3 separate regions of the Homo sapiens genome follow, and regions 1 and 3 are each linked to region 2. The links are chromatin contacts, found by Hi-C or POLR2A ChIA-PET in ENCODE. All regions are on one chromosome and are shown on one strand. The core of a region is the stretch at or near the end of the contact, and the rest is flanking DNA. Distances in the headings are between cores, read along the strand shown.

What was found. Hi-C counts contacts between places; a loop is a spot of excess contacts on that map. ChIA-PET counts read pairs that join two places held with the same protein, here RNA polymerase II (POLR2A). Pooled maps may share reads with other maps.
Region 1: a map with no recorded cell type shows a loop between it and region 2 (27-fold over the local background). The contact joins the enhancer-like site here to the promoter of IGF1 in region 2. A Hi-C loop is called at or near these places in 14 of 37 single-sample maps with no recorded cell type and 5 of 50 pooled maps. POLR2A ChIA-PET finds 5 or more read pairs at or near these places in 1 of 52 experiments (GM12878).
Region 3: a loop to region 2 is called in a map with no recorded cell type, with 6 times the contacts of the local background. The contact joins the promoter of SYCP3 here to the promoter of IGF1 in region 2. A Hi-C loop is called at or near these places in 4 of 37 single-sample maps with no recorded cell type and 4 of 50 pooled maps.

The regions. Positions count from the first base shown.
Region 1 is chr12:101,853,492-101,856,315 of GRCh38, reverse strand. No RefSeq gene overlaps it. Among named protein-coding and RNA genes, the nearest start is that of DRAM1, 23 kb to the left of the region's middle. RefSeq lists cis regulatory regions at 378-1,054, 1,307-1,524 and an enhancer at 1,034-1,533. Within about 2 kb of position 1,407, at least 3 of the 41 ENCODE cell types and tissues checked have a DNase peak (open chromatin) inside an H3K27ac peak, as active enhancers do; they include GM12878, where a contact is called at or near this core.
Region 2 is chr12:102,479,274-102,482,274 of GRCh38, reverse strand. IGF1 (insulin like growth factor 1) reads left to right here and starts at 1,712. Exons shown (of 4, transcript NM_000618.5): 1 at 1,712-1,956. The coding sequence starts at 1,894. LINC02456 (long intergenic non-protein coding RNA 2456) reads right to left here. Exons shown (of 13, transcript XR_007063427.1): 11 at 1-3,001. RefSeq lists enhancers at 2,857-2,906, 2,997-3,001.
Region 3 is chr12:101,737,901-101,740,801 of GRCh38, reverse strand. It overlaps SYCP3 (synaptonemal complex protein 3), which reads left to right and starts at 1,340. Exons shown (of 9, transcript NM_001177949.2): 1 at 1,340-1,451; 2 at 2,850-2,901. The coding sequence starts at 2,867.

The DNA.
Region 1 (2,824 bases), core at 158-2,657, 630 kb after region 2:
GGGAGGCCTCAGGAAACTTATAATCATGGCAGAAGGGGAAGTAAACATGTCCTTCTTCACATGGTGGCAGCAGGAAGTGCAGAGTGAAGGTGGTGTAGGGGGGACGCTCTTTAAAACCATCAGATCTGGGGAAACTCACTCACTATCACGAGAACAGCATGGGGGTAACTGCCTCCATGATTCAATTACCTTCTACTAGGTCTCTCCCATGACACGTGGGGATTATGGGAACTCTAGTTCAAAATGAGATTTGAGTGGGGACACAGCCAGACCATATCATATATCTTAGCTATGTAAAAACATGTACTCTTGATTTTGTATAATTAATCTAAAAAGAGAAGAGGAGCAGAAGACACTCAAATTTGATAGTTAAAGGGTGATATAAATGTTGTACCTCCCCAAATAGTTTTTTCTCTATAAACTTTTTCCCGTTCTTGCAAACATTCCTCACTTTGGGACTAGGAGATGTTTATTGCCTCAGGGAAAAGAAAGAGAAGAACTAGCTTTAGGTCAAGGAAGAAAAACAAAAATTCTAAAAGGGACGTCTACCCAGAGGGAAGCCTTCCTCTGGTCTAGTGGTGCAGGGTGTAGAAGATGTGCAGGAAGAGATTAGACACCAAGACCCTTGCTTTACACATAGCTCCTTCTCCCTGTTGAAACTCAAGGGGTTGTAGTGATAAGTGTTAGCCAGCTTGCTTTAGGCAGACAGTAAGGGAAGGGTCCCCGGAGAACCTCCCACCCACCCTACAAGTGCTTACACCAGATGTTTTGTGCAGATAAGGGAACTTGCACGGGGAGCTTGCCTAAACATGCCTGCAGTGGAAAATTCCATTCCTTAACACATACACAGTAAGGGAAATAAATCAATATGGAGCTGCTCAGTCCAAGGGCCTGCATCAGCACTGGAAGGACAGGGTGGAGCCACCAGAAATTCATGCCTTAAGCCCTGGTATTCAACTGTGAAGGGGGCAACCAGTAAACTGCTTTCAGGTCCCCTCTTTTTGCTGAGAGCTTTCCTTTCACTTAATAAATTCTGCTCCACTCACTCTTCAAGTGTCTGCATGCCTAATTCTTCCTGGTTGTGAGATGAGAACCCAGACCTAGTGGTGGTAAGGAATAAAAAATCCTGCATCAGTAGCTGATTAGAAAAGTGAAAACCCAGTTTATGTTGAAGAGAGAAAATATATGTAAAGACAGATTTAACCTGACTTCTTGTTTTGAAATGGAGAGAACACCACTGCAGAGTGCACCTAGGCTTACGGTGATGTAATGGTAGCCTAATTAGCCTAATTCAACAGTGCAGACCTCCCTTGATGACTTGGAAGAGAGTCAAAAGACCCCTTTTCAGCATCCTTTTTGGGGAAGTGAAAGGTAATTGAGTGTGACCTGCCATTGGGTCACCATGAGGAAGTGGGTAGACAGGGACCTGATAACCTCTACCACATGTCTGAGGGAGGCAGTGGCTGAGCCTTGAAGGGATGCAAAAGTGAGGTCAAGTCACATTTGTAGATCAATGGGCCCTACCACAACTGATATGGTTTGGCTGTGTCCTCACCCAAATCTCACCTTGAATTGTAATAATCCCCAGGTGTCAAGGGCAGGGACAGGTGGAGATAATTGAATCATAGGGCATTTTCACCCATACTATTCCTGTGGTAGTGAATAAGTCTCTCAAGATCTGATGGTTTTATAAAGGGCAGTTTCCCTGCACAAGCTCTCTTGCCTGCCACTGTGAAAGACATGCCTTTGCTCCTCACTCGTCTACCGCCATGATAGTGAGGCCTCCCAGCCATGCGGAACTGAGTCAACTAAACCTCTTTTCTTTATAAATTACCCAGTCTCAGGTATGTCTTTACTAGCAGTGCGAGAACAGACTAATATACGCCAACCAAGAGGACAGACCAATAGTCATACTGCACACTCTAGCAGCAAATGTCCCCAGTGTCCCAGTGGCTGAGCATAACCAGGGTATCAATACTAAGTTGAGCAAAAACCTTGAAGCCTACAAGGATTCCAAAGCCTATGGAGAGACTCATTTATGGGTAAATGTGCCAAGAGTGCACATGGCTTGCCCATGGAACCCTGACACCTTGAAAAGTAAGAGAAAGAAGGATGAAATGGCTCTGATGTGGAGTTAAATATTAGATTATTTAATATTTACTCAGCAAGAGATAATCTTAACCATCTTGCAGAGACTAACGGACCTTTATTTGACAAGTTTAACTCCTGCGGCATCCTACTTCTCTGCCTTCCTCCTCCCTCAAACCAAATGGAGTTTACTGAGAATGTTTAGATCAATTATAAACAGAGACAAAGGAGTAACAGTTGTGGCCTATGGGAGTTGCGGTATTTAAATTTTTAACCTTATGCTGAGCATGGTGGCTCACACCTATAATCCCAGTATTTTGGGAAGCTGAGGCAGGTGGATCACTTGAGGCCAGGAGTTCGAGACCAGCTGGGCCAACATGGCAAAACCTGTCTCTACTAAAAATACAAAAAAAATTGGCTGGACGTGATGGCTCCTACCTGTAATCCTAGCACTTTGGGAGGCCAAGGCGGGCGGATCACCTGAGGTCAGGAGTTCGAGACCAGCCTGGCCAGCATGGCGAAACCCCGCCTCTACTAAAAATACAAAAATGAGCTGGGCGTGGTGGTGGGGAGCCTGTAATCCCAGCTACTTGGGAGGCTGAGAGAGGAGAATTGCCTGAACCCGGGAGACAGAGGTTGCAGTGAGCAGAGATCGCACCACTGCACTCCAGCCTGGGCAACAAAGAGCGAAACTCTGTCTAAACAAAAAAAAAAAAAAAAAATGAGCTGGGCGTAG
Region 2 (3,001 bases), core at 463-2,962:
ATTTTACTCCCCTGTCTTCCCAGAGAATGTGTCACTCCCTCTCATTGTGCACTGTTCATGTTTTTAAAAGAGCACATGCCCATCATATGACTGTGAAGTTTTCCTCTTTGTCTCTGACATTCAGCTGAAAGCCCCTGAAGGGACTTGACCATATCTTATTCCTCTTTGTTTTCCTAGGGATGTTGTAGTTGGGCACATAGTAGAGCTCACAAAATGTTGCTGAACATAGTGCACCATTGACACAACATAATTCCAGATTTCTAACTTTGATTTCTGAAAGGTAAACATTGCTACAATGTATTAACCACACAGAAGACTCAAACAAACCCAACCCCCTTCCAAACAAAGCAGGTTTGTTTGTTTTTTGTTAGGGCACCCACTTCTACAAACAAATTTCTGGCCCCAGGATAACACAAAGAGCCAGAGTAGGATTTCAAGCAGAACTGTGTTTTCAGTTGATGTGTCAGTCCCCTGAGAGTCATGTGGAAAAAAAAAAAAAGAAAAAATTCAAGGTCCAGGTTATTTCCACCACTCCTGGGAAACCAGGCCTGGAGAGCTCTCTAGGGAAAGAGGTATGTCTGCTCTGGGCTTTTGCAACCTTATTTTATAATTCACTTTCTTATCTACTGCTTCACAAAACCAAAGGGAAATAGGTACAAACTGTATCGACAAAAGATCAGAACTGAATTCTCAATGGCAAAGGCAAGTGTACATTATAAATAGCAAAACAGCTGGCTTGGACCATGTTGCCGGCCAGTCACCCAGTTGAGGGATTTGAATGACATCATAACCCTCGAGAGGGTATTGCTAGCCAGCTGGTGTTATTTAGAATACACAAAAATCAGAGAAAGAAAACACACTCTGGCACACAGACTCCCTCTGTCATACACACACACACACACACACACACACACACACACACACACAGGTTTGAGTTATATGGAAAATTCAAACAACAGGAAAATTGTTTGCCCCCCAGGTACCCTTCTCCCAGAGTGGTGGGGTGGGGAGGGGACAGTGACAGGCAGCCTAGTAGAAGAATAAAGAAAAATGTTCTATTTCAGTTGGGTTTTACAGCTCGGCATAGTCTTTGCCTCATCGCAGGAGAAAAAGTATGAGACAGTGCCCTAAAGGGACCAATCCAATGCTGCCTGCCCCTCCATAGGTTCTAGGAAATGAGATCACACCTCTCACTTGGCAACTGGGACAAGGGGTCACCCGAGTGCTGTCTTCCAATCTACTTTACCCCAGTCACTTCAGGGTTAAAATTGTAGAGTTTGCTGGAGAGGGTCTTATCGTCCTTTCTTTCTTTTTTTGTTTTAAATAATGCATTTGCTCTAGAATCTAAAATTGCTCTCCCATCCCCCATATTCCTTTAATACTGGTAAGGTGTATTAGCAGACGTTTGTGTCTTCATGCCCAGCAGAAAGTTAATCAGAAAACAGATCCTTATTTTCTATGGCAGCATAAGTATTTTAATGTCTGCGAACCCTGTCACTAACACACATTCTTTTAAGGGAAAAAAATGCTTCTGTGCTCTAGTTTTAAAATGCAAAGGTATGATGTTATTTGTCACCATGCCCAAAAAAGTCCTTACTCAATAACTTTGCCAGAAGAGGGAGAGAGAGAGAAGGCAAATGTTCCCCCAGCTGTTTCCTGTCTACAGTGTCTGTGTTTTGTAGATAAATGTGAGGATTTTCTCTAAATCCCTCTTCTGTTTGCTAAATCTCACTGTCACTGCTAAATTCAGAGCAGATAGAGCCTGCGCAATGGAATAAAGTCCTCAAAATTGAAATGTGACATTGCTCTCAACATCTCCCATCTCTCTGGATTTCTTTTTGCTTCATTATTCCTGCTAACCAATTCATTTTCAGACTTTGTACTTCAGAAGCAATGGGAAAAATCAGCAGTCTTCCAACCCAATTATTTAAGTGCTGCTTTTGTGATTTCTTGAAGGTAAATATTTCTTACTCTTTGAAGTCATTGGGGAATTCTATTTAAATTGTGTACTGTTTGCTTCTGCCTAGAACTGTTCTTCACTTTAAAATTTTCATTGTTTCGGAACCGAGAGTTATTTATAAATTGCTGAATATGCAATTCTGTGGAATCTGAAAAATAGCTCGGGGAGATGGATGCATTTGCACAGATATCTGTATGAGTAGAAACTATTGCAAGGTACTTATGCTAAATCCTCCACTTCTGCAGGGCTTCCGTGGTGTCATTACAGAAGATTCCTTTAAATCCTCTCTATGGCTAAGGGCTATAGAGCATGGATATGAACTTGGGGATTTTTTTTTTCTTTTGCAGGTGCAGATGTTTTATTTTTAAGACCATGTTCTTTTGCATGTGTGTATGTGTCTCTGTGTGTATGTGTCTCTGTGTGTGTAACTCATCAGGACTTTATTTACAAGGCATGCTATATATGAAGGGTTGTATTTTAGATGATATTAAAGCTTTTAAATATGATCTTTGGAGCTAAGGTCCCGGAACTCTGCACTTATGCCCAGAGAGAGTGTTAAAGTTAGAGTAAAGTGTAATTTGTTCTTCCAAAAAAGAACTCCTTGACAACTCTTGCTGACCTTGCATATTTGTATAATTTAAACAAATACATACTGTATATGGAAAGCAGAAACTTTCTAAGAGCTGCTTGCCCAACTTTTCTGTTTAGAAGAGGACTTTCATGGGCAAAGTTTGGACTTGGGGTTCTGTGTTATAAAACTCTGATTTTATATTCAGTGTCGTGAAGTCCCTTTAGGTAAATCTGGCTGCTGCTGTCAGTGCACCGACTTCTCGTTTCCGATTGCTGGCCGTAGTTCTAGTTTCCATTCTCAGCAAAATTATATCCTTCAAGACTTGTGTTTTTTTTTCAATTTGCAAGCGCTTTTAAGCTGCTGTCACTGGCTCCACCGATTCAATTGCCTGAGGGCTCAATTCATAAGACGTCTCTGCCACTTAGTGCAGCATTCAGTTGCTGCTTTCAAACACTTCACCACTACGACTT
Region 3 (2,901 bases), core at 91-2,590, 740 kb after region 2:
GGCAGAGACAGGGGGATCATTTGGGCCCAGGAAATCAAGGCTGCAGTGAGCCGTGATCATGCCATGCCACTGCACTTCAGCCTTGGCAAGAGAGCAAAACCCTGTCTCAAAAAAAAAAAAAAAAAAAAAGTAAAATGTATGATTTCAAATAGAAAAAGGATTGCAGAGCTGTGAGCAAACTAAGGCAGGTACAAAGGTTGAAATATATTTTAAAATTATTTGGGGGAAAATACATATAAGCACAGAAAAAAGGATGAAAGGCAATAATACCCCCAATTTTAAACTGTATATTATTTCTGGGTAGTGGGATTATAGGTGAGTTTCATTTCCTTCATAAATTGTATCTTCAAAAATTGTTTTGCAATTGATAGGTGATTTCCAGTTACACCAAATAATTGTTTTACAATTATACTCCCACCCACTGAATGGGTTCCCTTTGTTACATAGATTCATCATCACTCCGTGTAGTCATATTTTGTAGTTTTGCCATTCTAGTGGACTGTCAGAACACTACATAGACTATGGGACAATTTTTTGTAATGCCAAACGCGAACGAAACTAAGCCGTGTTGTTTAACGACACATTTTCATGTGGTAATAAAACTTAGAAAATAAGGAAGGGTGAATGATTTACATAAATTTAGGATAATTTTCTTATATCCCTGAATGGGGAAGGGTGGGGTCCTGGTGAGGATCGGATGGAAAGGCCTGCCTGAGGAGATTCAGTGAATGTTGGTAAAGCCCTACTTCATAAATTAGGTGGTATGTTCATCATGTTTCATAATTTACATATTATTCCGCAATTTTCTTTTTTTTTTTCTTGACATGGAGTCTCACTCTGTTGCCCAGGCTGGAGTACAATGGCATGGTCTTGCTCACTGCAACCTCTGCCTCCCGGGTTCAAGCGATTCTCCTGCCTCAGCTTCCCAAGTAGCTGGGATTACAGGCGCCCGCCACCACGTCCGGCTAATTTTTGTATTTTTAGTAGAGATGGGTTTCGCCATGTTGGACAGGCTGGTCTGGAACTCCTGACCTCAAGTGATCCGTCTGCCTCGGCCTCCCAAAGTGCTGGGATTACAGGTGTGAGCCACTGCGCCTAGCTGCAATTTTCGATTATAAACATTTAAAACTTAAAAACTGGAAGGCACCAGGCCTCAAGTGTACTCGCAACCCGCTCCGGCGGCCAAAGCACCCTGGGCCAGCTATTTGGGCGCGCAATCGCCCCATGGGGGCGGAGCCTCGCCACCCAGTTCACGCCTGCGCTCTGCGTCCAGCCAATCAGCGACGTGTCCGGATGAGGCGGGACTGGCTTTTCTCCTGTGCGAATCCCAGCTTGCCTCAGAAGCGTCGCGGAGAAGGGGCCACCTCAGGTGAAGCGCGCTTGTGGAGGAGTTGTGGAGGACGCCTGTCGACGACCAGTAACTGGTCCTCGGCCATTGCGGTGTGTTTCAGGTGTGAGCAGGGGAGGCGTCTGTCTATCGCAGGTGTCCAGGCCAGAGGCTGCCCTTGACCAGTGAGGTAAATCTTACCTCCTGGCGTCGCCTGGGGCCTCTGACGAGAAAACGGAGGCCGCGAACCTGAGGACAGGGCCTTGAGCAGGATAGGGCCTAGTGGAAAGCGGGCGGGCTGGGCTGGGGCTGGGCCCCATCGCTACACCCTGGGACCACTTACAGGAGGGACGCGGCGGGGCCGGGCAGGGCCCTACCTCGCTCCGCGCGTCTCCCTCCTGCCCGCTCCACGCCGAGGGCGCCTTTCGTGGTTCCTCGATGTATTTGTTGTCGAAATCTTCTGCCTGTGTTCATTTTCCGAGACCTAAATTGCGGGACGTTTTTATTATTTGTCTTGATTATTATGAGCTTATTTCTGGCATCCTCATGTCGTGTCCCGCCAGCAACTATAATTTCCCCGCGTGACTGAGCGCCCTGCTAGAGTTGCCCAGATTTAGCCAGAATCTGGCAGAGGCGGCCCCAAAATTTGGAACTCCCAGGCCTCAGGGGCCACCTCTCCAGCACTGCGCGCTTGGAGTCGGGGTGGACACTGTCATTCTCTCTCATCGATTGATTGATTGAGACGAAGTCTCACTCTGTCGCCCAGGCTGGAGTGCAGTGGGGCCATCTCAGCTCACTGCAACCTCCGCCTCCCGGGTTGAAGCGATTCTTCTGCCTCAGCCTCCTGAGTAACTGAGATCATAGGCACCCGCCACCGCGCCCGGCTAATTTTGTATTTTTAGTAGAGACGGGGTTTCACCATGTTGGCCAGGCTGGTCTCAAACTCCTGACCTCAGGTGATCCACCCACCTCGGCCTCCCAAAGTGATGGGATTACAGGCATGAGCCACAGCGCCCGGCCATTTCTGTTGTTGTTTTTTTTTTTTGAGACGAAGTTTCACTCTTGTCACCCAGGCTGGAGTGCAGTGGCTGCGATCTTGGCTCACTGTGACCTCTGTCTCCCGGGTTCAAGCGATTCTCCTGCCTCAGCCTCCTGAGCAGCTGGGACTACAGGCACGTGCCACCACGCCCGGTTAATTTTGTTTTTTTTTTTCAGTAGAGACGGGGTTTCATCATGTTGGCCAGGCTGGTCTTGAACTCCTGACCTCAGGTGATCTGCCTGCCTCAACCTTCCAAAGTGCTGGGATTTCAGGCGTGAGCTACCGTGCTTGGCCTATTTATTTTATTATTTTTTAACAAATGTCATTATCTTCTTAACTTTTGGCCCCCCAAATAAATGAGGAAACTGTTAAAATTGTATTCAACAATCCTTGTTCGATATCTCCTTTGATATTTAAACTTTTACCAGTGTATTAAAATGATGTCTTTGCATTCAGAAGGTTAAAGAAATTTGTTTTTTAAAGTCAGGAAGCATCTAAATATGGTGTCCTCCGGAAAAAAGTATTCCAGGAAATC